2 separate regions of the Mus musculus genome follow, and region 2 is linked to region 1. Evidence: chromatin loops called from intact Hi-C (ENCODE). Cell type or tissue: gastrocnemius. All regions are shown on one strand. Each heading gives the region's core, and the rest is flanking DNA. Links, peaks and the distances in the headings are about the cores only.

What was found. Peaks named below come from ENCODE experiments on the same cell type or tissue, not always from the same donor. Only the 100,000 strongest peaks of a DNase experiment are listed, where the experiment ranks them.
Region 2: a loop joins it to region 1, with 6 times the contacts of the local background. A loop is called at or near these places in 2 of 42 quality-filtered maps.

What each region holds. Positions count from the first base shown.
Region 1 is chr14:65,950,251-65,958,269 of GRCm38, reverse strand. It overlaps Scara3 (scavenger receptor class A, member 3), which reads left to right and starts at 4,526. Exons shown (of 6, transcript NM_172604.3): 1 at 4,526-4,774. The coding sequence starts at 4,768. In gastrocnemius, for the core only: no CTCF peak of the experiment used is centred there; a DNase peak (open chromatin) is centred at 4,459; H3K4me3 peaks cover 2,732 bases; H3K27ac peaks cover 2,632 bases.
Region 2 is chr14:65,040,892-65,048,910 of GRCm38, reverse strand. Gm52118 (a long non-coding RNA gene) reads left to right here and starts at 2,229. Exons shown (of 4, transcript XR_003951141.1): 1 at 2,229-4,327; 2 at 7,679-7,867. In gastrocnemius, for the core only: no CTCF peak of the experiment used is centred there; no DNase peak of the experiment used is centred there.

The sequences.
Region 1 (8,019 bases), core at 1,741-6,740:
GCTAAAGGCCAATGCTCCATCTCACTCACCGTTTTGTTTAACGTAATATTCTTATTGCTTTTGGGGAATCTTACACCGTGCCCCCCAATGGTACTCACCCCCCAGACCTCCCATATCTACCCTGCACACACAGAGAAGAGGAGGAGGGGGGGGAGGGGCAGGGGGAGGGGGAGGGGGTGAGAAATGAAGTCAATTGTGAGTTGTTCATACATTCACCAAAGCATTGTCAGACTCCTAGTGGCCAGCCTTTCCAGGGAAGCTGAACCCTTCTCCACCAGCAACCCCTGACCCCCCCGTTTGTTTGTTTGTTTGTTTGTTGTTAGGTTTTTTTTTTTTTTAATTCTTGATGGTTTCCTCTCTAGGCTATTACTTTGGGGAGGTAGGGGTTGTCACAGAAGCCTTTTGGGTTCCTTTTCCTCAACTGTGTCTGCAGTCATGATAGCTTCCTTGTGCTTCAGTCAGTGGGAGCCCGGATGCTAGGCTTCCACGTGGCTTCTGCCAACAGCTGGACCATGAACATCCACTTGTCTCCAACTTCAGAATGAACCTGACCTAACCTGGCCTGACCTGACCTCTGCCTGGTCTGTGTGTGTGTGTGTGTGTGTGTGTGTGTGTGTGTGTGTGTGTGTGTGTGTCTGCCTGGTCTGTGTGTGTGTGTGTGTGTGTGTGTGTGTGTGTGTGTGTGTGTGTGTGTACTTGTGTGGAATACATTGCTTTAATTACATAGATTTTTTTTTCCTTTAAAAGATTTTTCAATTCTTGCATGTGGAATTGTTGTATGAATTTTAAAATGACATTGCCCAGTTGAAAAAGAGGTAATTGTAATTGCATTTAGTCTACACTTTATCTTGGAGATAATTACGTTTTTATAATCTCTTCTCCTGTCGAGGTATGTAATATGCCTGCAAGCATCTTAAACTCTTATTGTTATTTGCTTTTAGTTAACAGACTAGTGATCTTGATGACATTTTTACATCCTCAGGTCTTTGTAGAGTACATCCATGGCGTGGACCAGGTCTTTGTTCAGCACATCCATGGCGTGGATCTTACATACCCATTAGTGCATACACAGTGTGATCAGGTACCTTGAGTGGAACTGGCCACATTCACATAACTTTACATACAGTATTTTTACATTTGTTCCACTTTCTGTACTTATTGTTAGTCTCTTACTATGTCTAACTCATAAGTTAAGCTTTACCTTAGTCTATGTTTAGGAACAAACATAGTATATCTGTGGTTTGTGTTGTCTCTGGTTTCAGGCATCCACAGCAGCCCTGGAGACCCATTCCCTGAGCATGAAGCAGGGCAGCTAGATGTGCGTCCTATTGGTTCTCTGCAGAGCTCTGAGTAGCATCCATTGACAGTGTCCCTTGCACAAGTTGAAGAGGCTGTAGATGTGGCAACACTGCTCCCTTTGGTAATCAGGAGGAAGGGAGAGACTGCGAGGACCTGTGAGGCTTCGTTGTCAGGTAGCAGGCAAAGTGGAAATGCTGCCTGAGGGCCTTTCCCCATGTAGGGTGTGAGTGTGCAAGAGAGGGGTGAGCACTGGGGTCTCAGTGAACCAGAGGCGGCAGAGGATCACAGAAGCTCGGAGGAAAACTGAGGATAGAGTTTTGCCTCAAGCAAAAGAAATCTGGAGCCCGTGGAACTCACTAAAAGGCTTGAAAGCAGAGGTTTGGCAGTACTTCTCAGGGGCACTGGGCTTTCATAAATCCCTGGCACATCTACCATTATGGTCATATTTCTCCCTGGAGATGAATTTGCCTTTAGCCATCTCCTTTGACTTTCAATGTAGGTATGGCCTGTGTGCACACGCACAGCCATCCTCAGCCTTCCATAGCTAGAATGAAAATGGTACCAAACAGTTCCCCCTCCCCTCTCTAGTTGCTGCAAGCCTCTTCTCTGGCTTCTGTGCTTTCATCATCCCCAGGGGCCTTGATGTAAATATCCTCAGACCCAGAAAGGCACTGGGAGAGGTTCCCTGCTCCCTCGTGCAAGGGTGAGGCCATCTGCCCACCAGCTACAGAAAACATGGATTAAAATGAAGAGCTCCTTTTAAAACTCACTGTGTCCACAAATATCTAAGCACTTTCCATCATGCTTTAACAAGTATTGGATTTAGCCTGCCCAGGTTCAAGTCCCACCATTCCGCCTTACTAGCAAGCCTTTCCATGAAGACAATGGTGGTATTTACTTCACAGGATTGCTAAGAGAGTGTGTAGTCTATCTGGTCAACTCGACAGGACCTAGAATCACCAGGGAATCAAACTTCTGTGGGTGTCTATAAGGGTGCTTCTGTAGAGGTTTAACTGAGGTCAGAAGAACCAACCCCAAGTATGGCTGGCATCATCCCAGGGCCCGGGATCCTGGATGGAACAAAAAGGGAAAGAAAGAGAAGCTGAGCTGAGCGTCCGCATCTGGCTCTCCCTGCTTCTTGATCGCAGACACAATGCTTACATGTGATGTGATACCTCCAACAACCAATGCCTCACCTTCCAGTGGCCACAGCCGGAGAAGCCACTGCTCTTGACCCCTCTGTGATAGACTGTATGCTCAACCCAGGAGCCCAAACAAACCCCCTTTTCCTTAAGGTGTTTTATCCCTATTTCATCACAGCAACAAGGAAAGTAACTAATACAGAGGGTCAAACAAGTGAATAAACGGGCAACCACCAAGACGAGTCTCTTCGGATGGAAGGAAGGATGGATGGATGGATGGATGGATAGATGGATGGATGGATGGATGGATAGGAATGTCTAATTGGTGCCTCCAAAGAAGTGCCCCTGATACAGGCTATGATTCTCAGAAACCCTGACTCGTGTGGCAGACTTAGTGTCCTAGCCTCTCTCCCTTCCGGTAGTATGTTTCTACTAGTACAGTTGGGGTGCACACTTCACAATCTGTGAACTTCCCAGGGCAAGGGCAAGCAGACTGCAGGCAAAGGAGCTTAGCTCTCTCTGGTCTGCTGGCTGAATAGTAGTCTCTTCCTCCACCCAATCCCCACCCTTAGCACTTTAGTCCAGTCTTTTTTCTTCTTCTTCTTGAGACAGGGTTTCTCTGTATAGCCCTGGCTGTCCTGGAACTCACTTTGTAAACCAGGCTGGCCTCGAACTCAGAGATCCGCCTGCCTCTGCCTCTCAACTCTGGGATTAAAGGCGTGAGCCACCACGCCCAGCATTAGTCCAGTCTTAACTGAGGAAGACATGCAGGGAAGGAGTAGACAGCAGGGCTGTTAGCAATCAGTGTTACAGGGGTGGGTGTGAGTCCTGAGGCAATAAAGAACAGCAACAGGACACATGTTAGAAATAGAGCTTTTTTAGAAAAGAAAAGAAAAGAAAAGAAAAGGAAAGGAAAGGAAAGGAAAGGAAAGGAAAGGAAAAAGAAAAGAAAAGAAAAGAAAAGAAAAGAAAAGAAAAGAAAAGAAAAGAAAAGAAAAGAAAAGCTCACACCCCTATCCAGCCCCACCAAGAATGGGAGTAAGCTGAGGGAACTACCCCAAAACATGTTGGACCAAGAGGTCATTTACCTAACACAATTTCTCCCCGTGTCAGGGATGCCCAGGTGGTGGTCAGGAGGTGGGGGGGGGGGGGGATGGGGATAGGGAGTGTGAGGAATAGGGGGGTGGGAACCAGCTCTCCTCTGCCAGTTGGCTTCCTTAGTGTTGCTGTTGATGTTACCACCATCTCCAATCTCCATCTTCAGCCAGGAGACCAGGCTGGGTTGTCCTCCCTCTGGAGGTCCTGACCTTTGCCATCATAATGTCCGCCACATCTCCGTGCTGTTGCTTAATTGCTGGCTTTCTGGTCCTTACCGACAAGTGTTCCTCACCTTCTCCCAGAACTTGGGGCAGGATCTGGAAGTTGGGAGGTGACCAACCGACCAACCGCTGAATGTGTGGTTAACATATGCTCACTTAACACAAAATGGAGCTTTTATGGGGGTTTTTATGACAAGAGTCAACTTCAAGTCTGAGGCGGCTTTCCCTCTAGGGTCCTTTACACCAGTGGCCCAGCCACATGTAGCAGGATTTGGGAGTGCTCAGGGCCCAGTTCTCCCTTGCAGATAAGAAATTCAACATTACTGAACTTAGCAGTGGCAGAACCATAGCAAGCAAGCCCTGTCAACTAGAGACGACCAGGTTAAGAGGAGGCTTGCAGTGCAGAGGTGTACGGATGTGGAGAGCACAGACCAGAGCAAAACCAACAGTTGGCAGAAGGCTGATGCCCAAGAATTCTTGCTCCTCCCGGTCTCTCTGCTTTATAGCCAGGCAAAGGAACTATACAGGACTGAAATCCAGGGTCCCGGTCCCCGCCCACCACAACTGTAACCACGCTTTCCCCCGGGGTGGGGAACCCTCTCGCGCACCCAGCCCCACGCATCAGGGGCACAAAGGGCCCTGGCAGCGGCAGTTTTGAAAATATCAAGGAAGTTGATCTGGGCCGGGGCCCAAGCGGTGACGACGAGGGAGGGCGGGAGGCGGAGGGAGGGATGCGCGCGAGGCCAGGACTGCGGGGCGCGGGGCAACACAGCTCGCCGGGCTCCGGCGGGCAGCGTGGTGTCCCCAGCCTGCGACCCCCGGGATCCTTCTCCTGCTTCGCCGCCCGAGCAGCGGCACAGCGCCGCATGTGTCCCCACCCAAGCCTCAGACCCGCGGGCCGCACTTAGGGGCCGCGGTCGGTGCCTGGGGAGGACCCCGGCTTCCCGCTCCATCCAAGGCTACTCGAGCGCCGCGGGGGCCCTGCAGAGGCCCGCGCAGAAGGGACCATGAAAGGTAAGCAGACTCCCCGGGAGCATAGAGAACATCCATCCTTCCTCCCAAGACAAGGGCCGGGCCAGGGCACCCTGATGCCTGGGCTGCAGGAGGGCTGAAAGTCCCCATAATAGATATTACAGGTCAGGGCCCCTGACTTTTTAAAAAAACTATCCTTCAGGAGATAGTGAGGAGGGATGGGGTAGGGTCGGAAGGGGACAGGAAGAGCCCTAAGTCCGGAGAAAGAGAGGAAGGGTGAACCATCACACAGGGCCCTTGCAGCAACCGGCCTCACCGCCATTGCTCTCCTACCCCTTAAAACAAATTTAAAGTTCCGAGAAGATTCGGATCCAGTTCCCCAGTGAGCACAGAAGGATGCTTGGTTGTGGATCACAGCTGAGGTCCCATCCCAGAGGCTCCCGCAGACCCTCCCCAGGTGTAAGCTGCTTCTCTTACCAACTCTGTCCCCTTCCCTCGCTATCAGACCAGTCGGAGCCCCACTATCTGACACTCCCTGACCTCTGACTTGAGGACAGAGCAACTGAGCAAGCCCTGAGGGCCAGACAGACATGGAATGGAAGTAAAAACCCTTCTTGGTTCCAAGCTGTACCTCCCGGGTACCGGAGAGCTCCCTTCCAGGTCATGAGGTTTGGGGTACTCGCTCTGGTGCCTTTTGGTAACTCTCCCCTAGCAGCCGAAGGAGAACTTCCACCACCTCTAACTTCCTCAGAGGGCCCGTGGGATGGTGTTCAGGGCTTCAAAGCTCTACTTTCGGGGGGAGTGGGGGTTGATGAAAAGTGACAGTTGTGACAGGAGATCAGGCCCCATTTGTCAAGCCTGCTTCAACTGGTGCAGTGGTGGTTTGTCTCTCTGGTGTCCAAGGATTGGGTATTCCAGAGGAAAGGGCCTGGCAGACAAATCTCTGACTGGTCCCATGTGCCGCTCATTCAGTACTCCCACAGGACCCACACTTGGTCCTGTGATGGTGCCACTGATGGAATCTTGAAATGCATAATGTTTTAAACAAGGACTCTCCCCACCCTCCTCTTTCATTTTGCATCGAGTCCCTGGAATTCTGCAGCTAGTAAAATAGAATAGCAACCTGTTACCACTCATTGCCAGCTAAAGGGTCTAGAGCCCTGGCTCTGCCCTCCGGTCCAGAAGAGACTGATGTTTTTCTGTTCCCTTCCCTCTGGCCTCTGGCACCTTCTGCCCATGCTTTCCCATAGCCTCGAAGGGTCTAAGGTTGACCAGGGTGAACGGAGCAGTTATAACCAGCCCTGGCGTGTTCCCTTGGCAGGTGGGGAGGAGTCTCACCCATGGGCCCCTGCTTCTAGCCGCTTCATCACTGAATCTCTCTCCCCCTCTCTGTAGCCCTGGGACAGGCTCTTTTCTGAAACTTCCGAGGACACATATGACTGTAGTCCACAGGGCCACAGGCTGCCCTGAACCTTGCAGATGATGCTAAGATGCTGCACTTTTCAGAGTGCTTTGACCCATCTCACTGCAGATAAGATAAGAGGCAGAGGTGGGGCTGAAAGCCTGAGTGAGGACCAGAGCTAGTGCGGATGGACATGTCTTAGGTCCCCAGGACAGATCTGAGGCAATCAGAACTCCTGACTTCTCCCATCTTCCTGCTTCCCCCAGACTCCAGGAAAACTTCCCTCCACAAACCTCAGGGTATCTCTTCAGAAACCCCAATGATTTCCTGTGACACCCCAGGGCCTCGAGGGGTGGCAGAGCTGCCAGGGGGGAAAATGACTGGTTCCCAGCATGCCCCGCTCCGCAGCAGCCAGAAAGGGCTGACACCATCTTCTATGATGGGAAAGGTCAGGGTAGATTGAAAAAGCAAATATTTGGCCTCTGGGATCTTCAGAGTAGAGCTTTTTTTCACTGGAGTGTGAAAGGCATGGTGGCCCCTCAGCCCCTAGAGGGAGGGGATACACTTTCCAAAGAGGCCCTTCCCCAAGGGAGGCTGGGTTTTCTGGCTCCTCCAAGGCCCCACCAATCTTCAATTACATCTGCTGGCAAAAAAATCCACAGTCCCCCACTCAAAGCTAACAGTGATGTGATGTTTTGTGGAGAGAGGGAACGATGATGAGGATAGAATTTAAACCAGAAGACAGACTGACAGCACCCCAGTGTCAGGTCCCTGCTCCGGCAGCCCAGAGCTGTTTCTGCTGATGGTGGATGGGGAGGTGGGGTTCATGCCTGACAGTGGCTGGCCGGGCCTCCCAGCCAGCCATGTCTTTTTATGTAAGCTGGCACCTGGCCTCTGTGACACATAAGCCTAAGAGCAAACAGCTGCCACCAGTCTCTTGGTGACAAGCCCACCTCAGAGTTTCCCACTGACTTGTGAGCCATTAACAGCCACCTGTGACAGGGCTTGAAAGGAAAGCTCTCCCGGAGCCTCCAGAAGTAGCCTGGCTGGCTATAACAGTCATCTGCAACCCACATGAGTTCACCAGTTCTGGTTCTGTCATTTCCATCTCTGAGTCCCCGTGCTCCTCACTAGTGCTCCCTGAGGATGGAGAACTCTGAGCTCCAGTACCACTTGGTGATATGGTGGATGGCGGTGGGAAGCTTGGTGATATGGTGGATGGCGGTGAGAAGCTTGTGTTTGGTGTGCATCTTTGACCCTCAGAGCCAGGCTCCACCCTCTCCCCAGTACTAGAGGAGCAAGCCAGTACCCAAAACTGAGAGAGGATCCTGAGCAAGCCAGTACCCAAAACTGAGAGAGGATCCTGAAACACAGAGCAAGGGCAGGCAGGGAGGAAAGAAGGCTGCAAAAACTCAGCCTACGGGGCTGGAGAGACAGTTCAGCAGTTAAGAATGATGGCTGCTCTTCCAGAGCACCGGGGTTTGATTCCTAGCACCCACATGGTGACTCTGTAACTCTGTAACTCCAGTTCAGATTTGATGCCCTCTTCTGTCCTCTGCATGCACAAAGCACACACATGGTGAACAGTCCTACATGTGGGCTGCTTTGCCTACATGTATAAAATAAAAATAAATTAGTCAAACAAAAACACAGTCCTGTGATTGACATTTGATTTTGGCCCAAAGGCTGAGAACCGATCTGCCTTGGTAAAGAAAAGCTTGCCTTGGCAAAGTTTGTTTATTCGTGAGGCAGCAGGCTACGCCCTCCATCCCCAGAACTCTGGGCTTAGAAAGGAGACTGGGGTCAAAAGCAAGGAGCTAACTGCACAAAGGTGAAAAGAGCCATCAACTGGTTCAGGAGCCACACAGATCAGCTCCAAACCGTC
Region 2 (8,019 bases), core at 1,252-6,251, 910 kb after region 1:
CATGGATCAAGAATCAGATCCAATCATAGAGCAGCTGGTTACCCCCATAGCAAGTCATTCCACTGCTGCATATATGGGCACGGCTCACGTGGCAGGTTGGTATTGGTTTACAGAGTTAACAGCTCTTAAGATCTTGATGCTTTCCTCCTGTAGCAGCCCACAAAGTGTTTTCCAGAACTATGAAAGCGAGCCAGCAGAGAGCAAGTTCCAGAGCAGGTTTGGCTTGAGTTTTCTTTTCTTTTCTTTTCTTTTCTTTTCTTTTCTTTTCTTTTCTTTTCTTTTCTTTTCTTTTCTTTTCTTTTCTTTTCTTTTCTTTTCTTTTCTATCTATCTATCTATCTATCTATCTATCTATCTATCTATCTATCTATCTATCTAGTATATGAGTACACTGTAGTTGTCTTCAGACACACCAGAAGAGGGCATCAGATCTCATTATGGGTGGTTGTGAGCTACCATGTAGTTGCTGGGATTTGAACTCAGGACCTCTGCAAGAGCAGTCAGTGTTCATAACCACTGAGCTATCTCTCCAGCCCTTGGCTTGATTTCTGTAGCTCTTATAACCAAAGTGTGTGGTGTCTTCAGCACTAGGGTCTTACCATGGGCAGCCATGAGGGGTGTCAAGAGCTTGTATTAGTTTAGGGGCCTCTGAGGTCTCCCTGACCATCAACTGGTAACTAGCTCTAGGAGCAGTCCTAGCTAGCTATGTAGCACATCTTCCTTCTAACAGTCTCTGCGTTAAAGACAGGGTTTTATTCTGTAGTCCTGGCTGGCTGCAACTCATGTTGACCAGGCTGGCCTCCAGTACATGGATCCGTCTACCCCTGCTTCTGCTGGGATTGAAGGCATGCGCCACTACACCCAGCAATAATTCTATCTTTATTTGATACAAGATAATAACTTTCCATGTGGCTTTTTCATAACCCTTTGCTTGAGTTACCACCATCCCCTTTATTGCCATGTACACCATTTAGGTGTAGTCCCTGTATGAAATCTGGTGTGGTGGTGTATACCCTTTTAATCCTAGACACTGGGAGGCAGAGGCAGGTGGATCTCTGTGAGTGCAGTGAGATCCTGCCTCCAAACAAACACTTTGGAAAAGGTTATCCTTTTTTCTCTTATATCTCAACAGAACTAAGGAAACACACACACACACACACACACACACACACACACACACACACACACACACACACACACACGTTGGTATGGAGGCTCAAAGTTGACCTTGATATTGTCCCCCATTGCTTTTTGTTTTGTCTTCTGAGTCGGGGTCTCTCACTGAAGCTCACTGATTGGCTAGACCCTGTTTGAAGCAGGGTTTGTTGTTTCAGCTACTCTGAAATTTTCCTGCCTTAGGAATGCTGGGATCACAGATATGAGCATGGTGTCTGGCTTGATAGAGGTTCTGGGAGTTGAATTTAGAATCATCAGGCATGTGAAGCAAGCACTTTTTTTTTTAATTAGGTATTTTCCTCGTTTACATTTTCAATGCTATCCCAAAGGTCCCCCATACCCACCCCCCCAGAAGCAAGCACTTTTACATATTGAGCCATCTTGCTGACTCTAAATTCAGTTTTTCTTTCTTTTCTTTTTTTAAAAAGATTTATTTATTTTATGTATATGAGTATACTGTAGTTGTGCAGATGGTTGTGAGCCATCATGTAGTTGCTGGGAAATAAGATTTATTTATTATTATATGTAAGAACACTTGTAGCTGTCTTCAGACACACCAGAAGAGGGCATCAGATCTCATTATGGGTGGTTGTGAGCTACCATGTGGTTGCTGGGATTTGAACTCAGGACCTTTGGAAGAGCAGTCAGTGCTTTTAACTGCTGAGCCATCTCTCCAGCCCCCAGTTTTCCTTCCTTCCTTCCTTCCTTCCTTCCTTCCTTCCTTCCTTCCTTCCTTCCTTCCTTCCTTCCTTCCTTCCTTCCTTCCGTTTTTTGTTTTTTCAAGACAAGGTTTCTCTGTGTAGCCCTGGCTGTCCTGGAACTCACTCTGTAGACTAGGCTGGCCTTGAACTCAGAAATCCGCCTGCCTCTGCCTCCCAAGTGCTGGGATTAAAGACATGCGCCACCACTGCCCGGCCAGTTTTTCTTAAAATGATTCAAGAGTGTGTGTGTTTCATGTCTCTATATATGTGCATATGTGTGCCTGGTGTCCTCAAAGGTCAGAAGAGGGCTTTGGACCCTTTGGGACTTGAGTTACAGATGGGTGAGCTACTAGATGGGTGCTGAGAATCGAGCCTGGGTCCTCTGCAAGAGCAACAAATGATCTTACCCACTGAGCAGACTCTCCGGCCTGGGATTCAATTTAAGATCAGGTTGTCTCTTACCGAATGAGTTCTGATCCATAGTCATTGCTCTGACATAAAGCACTTCCTAATATTTTCCCAGCGTTCCCCTTCCTTGTCTTCTGTCCCTTCAGCATCTGCAGTCCCTCCTTTTGTAGATGACTGATATTTTAAGGGCTGTGGGCTCTGTAGTGACACCTGCTCTTTCACTCCTGAGAGGGACAGGCTGTCCCCTTATCTGTCAGTCCAGTGAAAGGTGAGCCACCGCCTGCTGTCGCTGATCTGCCCTCACAGCCTCAGGCTGAGTTTCCTCTCAGTTTATTTCTCTTCTTGTTACTTTTGTTTTTCTTCTTAGGTTTTACTTTTGTTCTTTTTATAGTTTCTGGAGGTAAAACTTTGGGTTCATTTTAGGCCTCCGTTTTATATGATAATTTGTCTTCCTTAACCCTTTGAGATGGAGTCTCACTGCATTGTCCCAGCCTGTCCTAGCCTCTTGTCATTGTGAATACTTCTGTGCATGTATGTATATATGTGTGTGTGTGTGTGTGCATATACATAGAGAGGGCAGAGATCAAATTTGTGTTGTTCATTTGGAGCTATCAACTTGTTTTGTTTGTTTGTTTGCTTGTTTGTTTTTGAGTCAGTGTCTCTCACCGGGCCTTGGGGCTCAATTAGTAGGGCTGTCTGGCCATTTAGCCCCATGGATCTCCTGTTTCCACCTCCCTCATGCTGAGATTACCAATACAAGCTGTCATATCCCCATGGTCTCTGGGGACACAGTTATGTTCTCATGTTTGCATAGCAAGCACTTTACAGACTAAACTACCTCCCCAGCTCCAGTTCAGAATAAGTTTTTAGTTCACTGGGGAATGTCTTTTTAACCCACAAGTTATTTTTATTAGCATGCTTAATTTCTATGAATATTTGTAGGCTTTTAAAGTACAGGTTTATAAAATTTGAATTTAATTCCACCCCGGTGAATGTTGTGTGGATAATCTCAGATATAGTAAGATTGTGTGGCACACAGTCTTCAGATAAAAACACGACATGCTCTAGTTGAAGACTATGTCATCTGCAGCTAGAGAACTGTGTCTAAGAGTTGCGGCCTGGGTCACAGCTGTAGAGTTCTTTTTGGCTCATTTATAAATTCACTGCTTTGGTTGTTTTTGTAATTAGTCATCGAATCTCCAGCTCTATAGTTGCCCCTCAGCACTGTTGATACATGGCCGTGATTGTATCTCCCTGATGAACCATCATTTCCGGCAATATCACCCTGTGGTCTATTTAGCTGGTACACTGCTGTTCACATGGTCTGTCTTCTCACATCCAATCGCTTTCATCCTGTTTTAAATGCGCACTTCTTGTAGGCACTCTATAGTTGTGTTTAATGTTTAAATTGATCTGCAGAGTTGGGTTCTCTTAAGAATCTTTCTTCTGGGATCTTTTCTGAGTAGTAGCTAATGCTTGCCTTGCACTCTGTGTTTATTCACATAGGTAAGGGGCTTACCCCCGGAAGCCCTCGCTCCCTGCACAACAGTGTCTGCCCCCACCATGGGAACGTGGCCATCTCCTCCCTTTTAGTTCAGCATCTCTGGGTGGGCTGCCTTGTCCATGAGCTCCACTTCCCCTTGGTTTTGGTGTGTGTGGTGGTATTCATCTACCTACCCAACGTTCTATCTTCCTCCTCCACTCTAGCCCGTACAGAACGTTTGTCTGGAGTTTAAACATGGGGTTGTGCCTGGAGGGAGCTATTACACTGTCACTACTCTGGTCACCCGATCCTGGCATCAGGATTCACAGACCTTCCCACAGCACAGCACAGCACAGCACAGCACAGCACAGCACAGCACAGCACAGCACAGCACAGCACAGGAACTGGGTTGGTTGTTGTCGTTTTAAAATCTTTGTAGGTCATGTGATTTCCCCCTCTCTTTACGCTTTAAACTGTTCTCAGTGTGTGGCTAGCTTTGGCTTGCAGGCAGCTTACCAAGCTCATCGCGTATTGAGTCAGGAAGTCATTTTAGAGCACAGGTGAGTGACAGGGAGCTTAATAGTGATGAAATGTATGAAACCTAGAAACTGATCACCAGAAATGGTAAGCTGAGCTGCGATTCCTTAATTTTTAAAAAGTTGGCTGTGTTTACATGTTAGGAAGACACATGCCACAGTGCACAAATGGAGATCAGAGGGCAGCGTTCGGGAACTGGCTTTCTTCTTCCGCCGTGTGCTTCTCAGGGACTGAATGCAGTTGTTAGGGTTAGTCAGTCTTTAGCGTGGGCTTAGAATTCTTTTTTTTTTTTTTTTTTAAGATTTATTTATTTATTATATGTAAGTACACTGTAGCTGTCTTCTTTTTTTTCCCCCTCTCAGACCCTGCTCACTCACTGTAGCTGAGTTCAGACATCCCAGAAGAGGGCATCAAATCTCATTACAGATGGTTGTAAGTCACCATGTGGTTGCTGGGATTTGAACTCACGACCTTCAGAAGAGCAGTCGGCGCTCTTAACCGCTGAGCCATCTCTCCAGACTGGGGCTAGAATTCTTAAACATTTCTGAAAGTATCTTTATTTTCAAACCCCATGAGGTCTGCGGAATGAGCTCCTCTGCCCTTCAGGAGAACCCTTGGCTCCACTGAGATAAAAGTTACAGAGAAAGTGCAGGGCACAAAATATAGTTGCAAGGGCTTAATCTGTGCTTCCCGGTGGCTGGAAGGACAGGATTATAGGTTGGGAAGGTCTCTGTGTATAAAATGAAAGGTCGTCACTTTTAAAGTATAAAAGCACTGCAGTTAATCAGGAAATGTATTTTAAAATTTTGAGATATGGTCACATCTTAAACAGATGAGGCTGGAAACCTCTAGTTCTCCCAGGCTAGCCTTGAACTTAAGAGAAATACTTTTGCCTCAGCCTCCTAAGTGTTAGAATTGCAGCTGTGAGCTACCCCTGACTAGCAAGCATTTTAGATGGTAATATGTACACTATAAAGATTATTAAGTTGGACCCAAGCGCCTGCCCCAGCCATGCTGGGCCCAGCAGCCCAAAGAAAGACCCAAGCACCCATCTCGGCCACACTTGGCTGGGGAGGGAGGCCGAAAGACACCCAAGTACACACCAAGGGAGCCAGTATGAAGCATACATGTGTGACAGAGAGATGGGAAAGATGAAGTACTCAGTGGAGAGATGGAAGAGGAAGGAAGGAAGGCTGTAGAGAAAGGTGGAAATGGTGATCTGATCATGGTGAGGAGCAGGCGGCCTGAAGAAGCCATGGTGAGGTCCTGGCTCAGGCTGCTGCCAAGAGCCATCCTGGGTCTGTGGCCCAAGTTACTACCAAGGGACAACTGGATGTCTGAGGGCCACACTGCTAGGGGGAGTGGGGAACCCATGTGGAGCAAGTGGCCTGTGCTGCCACCACCTGAGGCCATGGGGACATCCCAGCCCAGGATGCTGGGTGGGTGGGGTGGATCTTTGGTCCTGTCACAATCGGGGTCTGTTTTGATGTCCCAGGCCCATGTTACCAATCAAAGGCCATGCAGATGACGCTGGTCTGGACTGTTGACTGAGGCACTGTGCTGACCTGGCCACCACACCCAGGAGAATTGGCTCTGCCCCTCACCCAGGCAGCACAATTCCCTTTGATGTTGGGGGTAGGGTAGGGTGGGAAGCTCAGGTGATCTGGCCCCAGGGTATGAGTACAGGAGAGCTGGCCTGGCCACCCACCTCATTGCCATGGGGTGGGGGTTGGGGTTGGGGTGGGGGAGAGATGTGTGCTCCCACCCCTCACTGGCTGCAGCACTTGGGAGAGGCCCTGCACCTTGCCTGGGCAGCACAGTAGAGCTGACCCTAGTGATGAAGGTGCTGGTGAGCCAGTCCCCAGGGCATGAGAGCAGAAGAGCTGACCCTCTCTCTTGGCATCTGCAGCACTGGGTGTGCTAGCTGGGGCGATGCTAGCTGGGGCGATGCTGGACAGTTCACCCTGGTGGTGCAGGGGCAGGAGAGTGGCCAGGCTGACCAACTCAGGGCTCCGAGTTGGCCAACCACAATATCTAGGTGGAGCTTGTGAAGGGGCCAGTCCTGTAGGCCCAACGCTACAGTATCTCCATGACACAGGGCAACAACGGGACGTACCAGAGTCCAGGTGAGGACCCAGCATTAATGGTGTAGCAGGACCCAGAGGCCTTGAAACAGACTCATGGCAGTGAACATTTGCACATGAAGAAGTGTGGACAAAAGGGCATGCTGTGACACACTAAAGCTTCCATGATTTTTTGTTTTATTTATTTTTTTAAAATCTATCTTATATTCTTTTGTGGGGAAGGTTGCAAGGGCACATGGTGACTATGCAGGGACAGGGAGATGAGTGGGAATGGGACGCATGATGTGAAATTCAAAGAATTAAAAATTAGAAAAATAGATTAGGTTGCTATTCACCTGTGGTTGACACACAGTCTGGGGTTACTGGAGTGTACAGGGGTGAAGTCCTGTGAACACAGTAACTTGAGTCCCTCCACTCCACCCCTGCCTCTAGTACCTGTGTGAGAGAGACAGGCAGAGTTACTGCTGCTCAATGACAAGACCTGGGTAAAGACACCGCTCAGACACTCACGGTCCTAAGGTGCAAATGCTGAAACACATGTAAAGCCGTTGCACAGGGCACAAGCCACCTGCGGCTCAGTTCTGTAAGGCCCATCCAGATTCAGCTGTTGCTTTGTCCAGAGCCAGAGTCGGTTGCTTTCACCCTTGGCTAAGGTTCAAAATAACACATCGATGTAGTACCCCACTGGGGAGAGCCTGAAAACGTACCACCTACCTTCCGTTAGGTGGCTGAAAGCACAAGCCAGCAGCCTGTCCTGCTGCCTGGTATCTGAGAAGGAGAGTCATCCGTTTTATTACCAGGTAGCTTCGCTCTTCAGTGCACCATCACAGTGAGGGAACCTGTTGGTCGTTCACTGTTATCTGGAAAAGTCAACTCCTGCCTTTTAAGGATAACCGTGAGGCTGTGGGCTGGAAGCTGTGGGGATGAGGGGGTTATGTGCCCTTGCCTGAGAGGAATAGACTAGGAGTCCCGTCTCCTTGGCCTGAGCCTCACACAGGATGCAGAGAGGGCAGGAGCCACAAACTGCCTATTTTTGGGACATTCACTCAAACTCTGTATTTCAGGCCCCACATCCAGCTGTGAGGAAAGACGACTCCAGTGTGGGAACTCTAGCAAAGCCCCAAAACCGCAAGGGAAGAAATGTCGGCTCTTTTGAAGATGCTAGGAGTGGGGTCATTTGTTATAGCAGTAGATACATGCTTTAACCCTTTGGGGAAAGACTTGTTAAAGGACAGGCATGGTGGTGATGTCAGCATGATGTACGTATGTCAGGACCCTCTCTCAAAACAGGCAAGCAACGAGCTACGGAAGGCTATGCAAGAGTAACAGCAGCCTTTACTCCAATAAGTTCACGAACAACCTGTCACCCAGGTTGTGCTCCCTGCCCTCCTGATCCCGTGTCCAGTGTGACAAGGCACAGAGAAGACTAGAAGAGCAGCCAGCACTCACTGGTTTACACTGGAAGGGCCTGGATCACAGGTAGGCAGTGACTGTCCGATTCTCTGTGAACTGCACCTGCTCAGTAGGTGTTGGGAAACCCTGCTATTAACGTCTACCATGACGAGACAGCTCCCTGAGCTCCAAGCAAAACGGAGGGGCTCCCTTTTTCAGTATGGCTTCCTCTTCTTCTC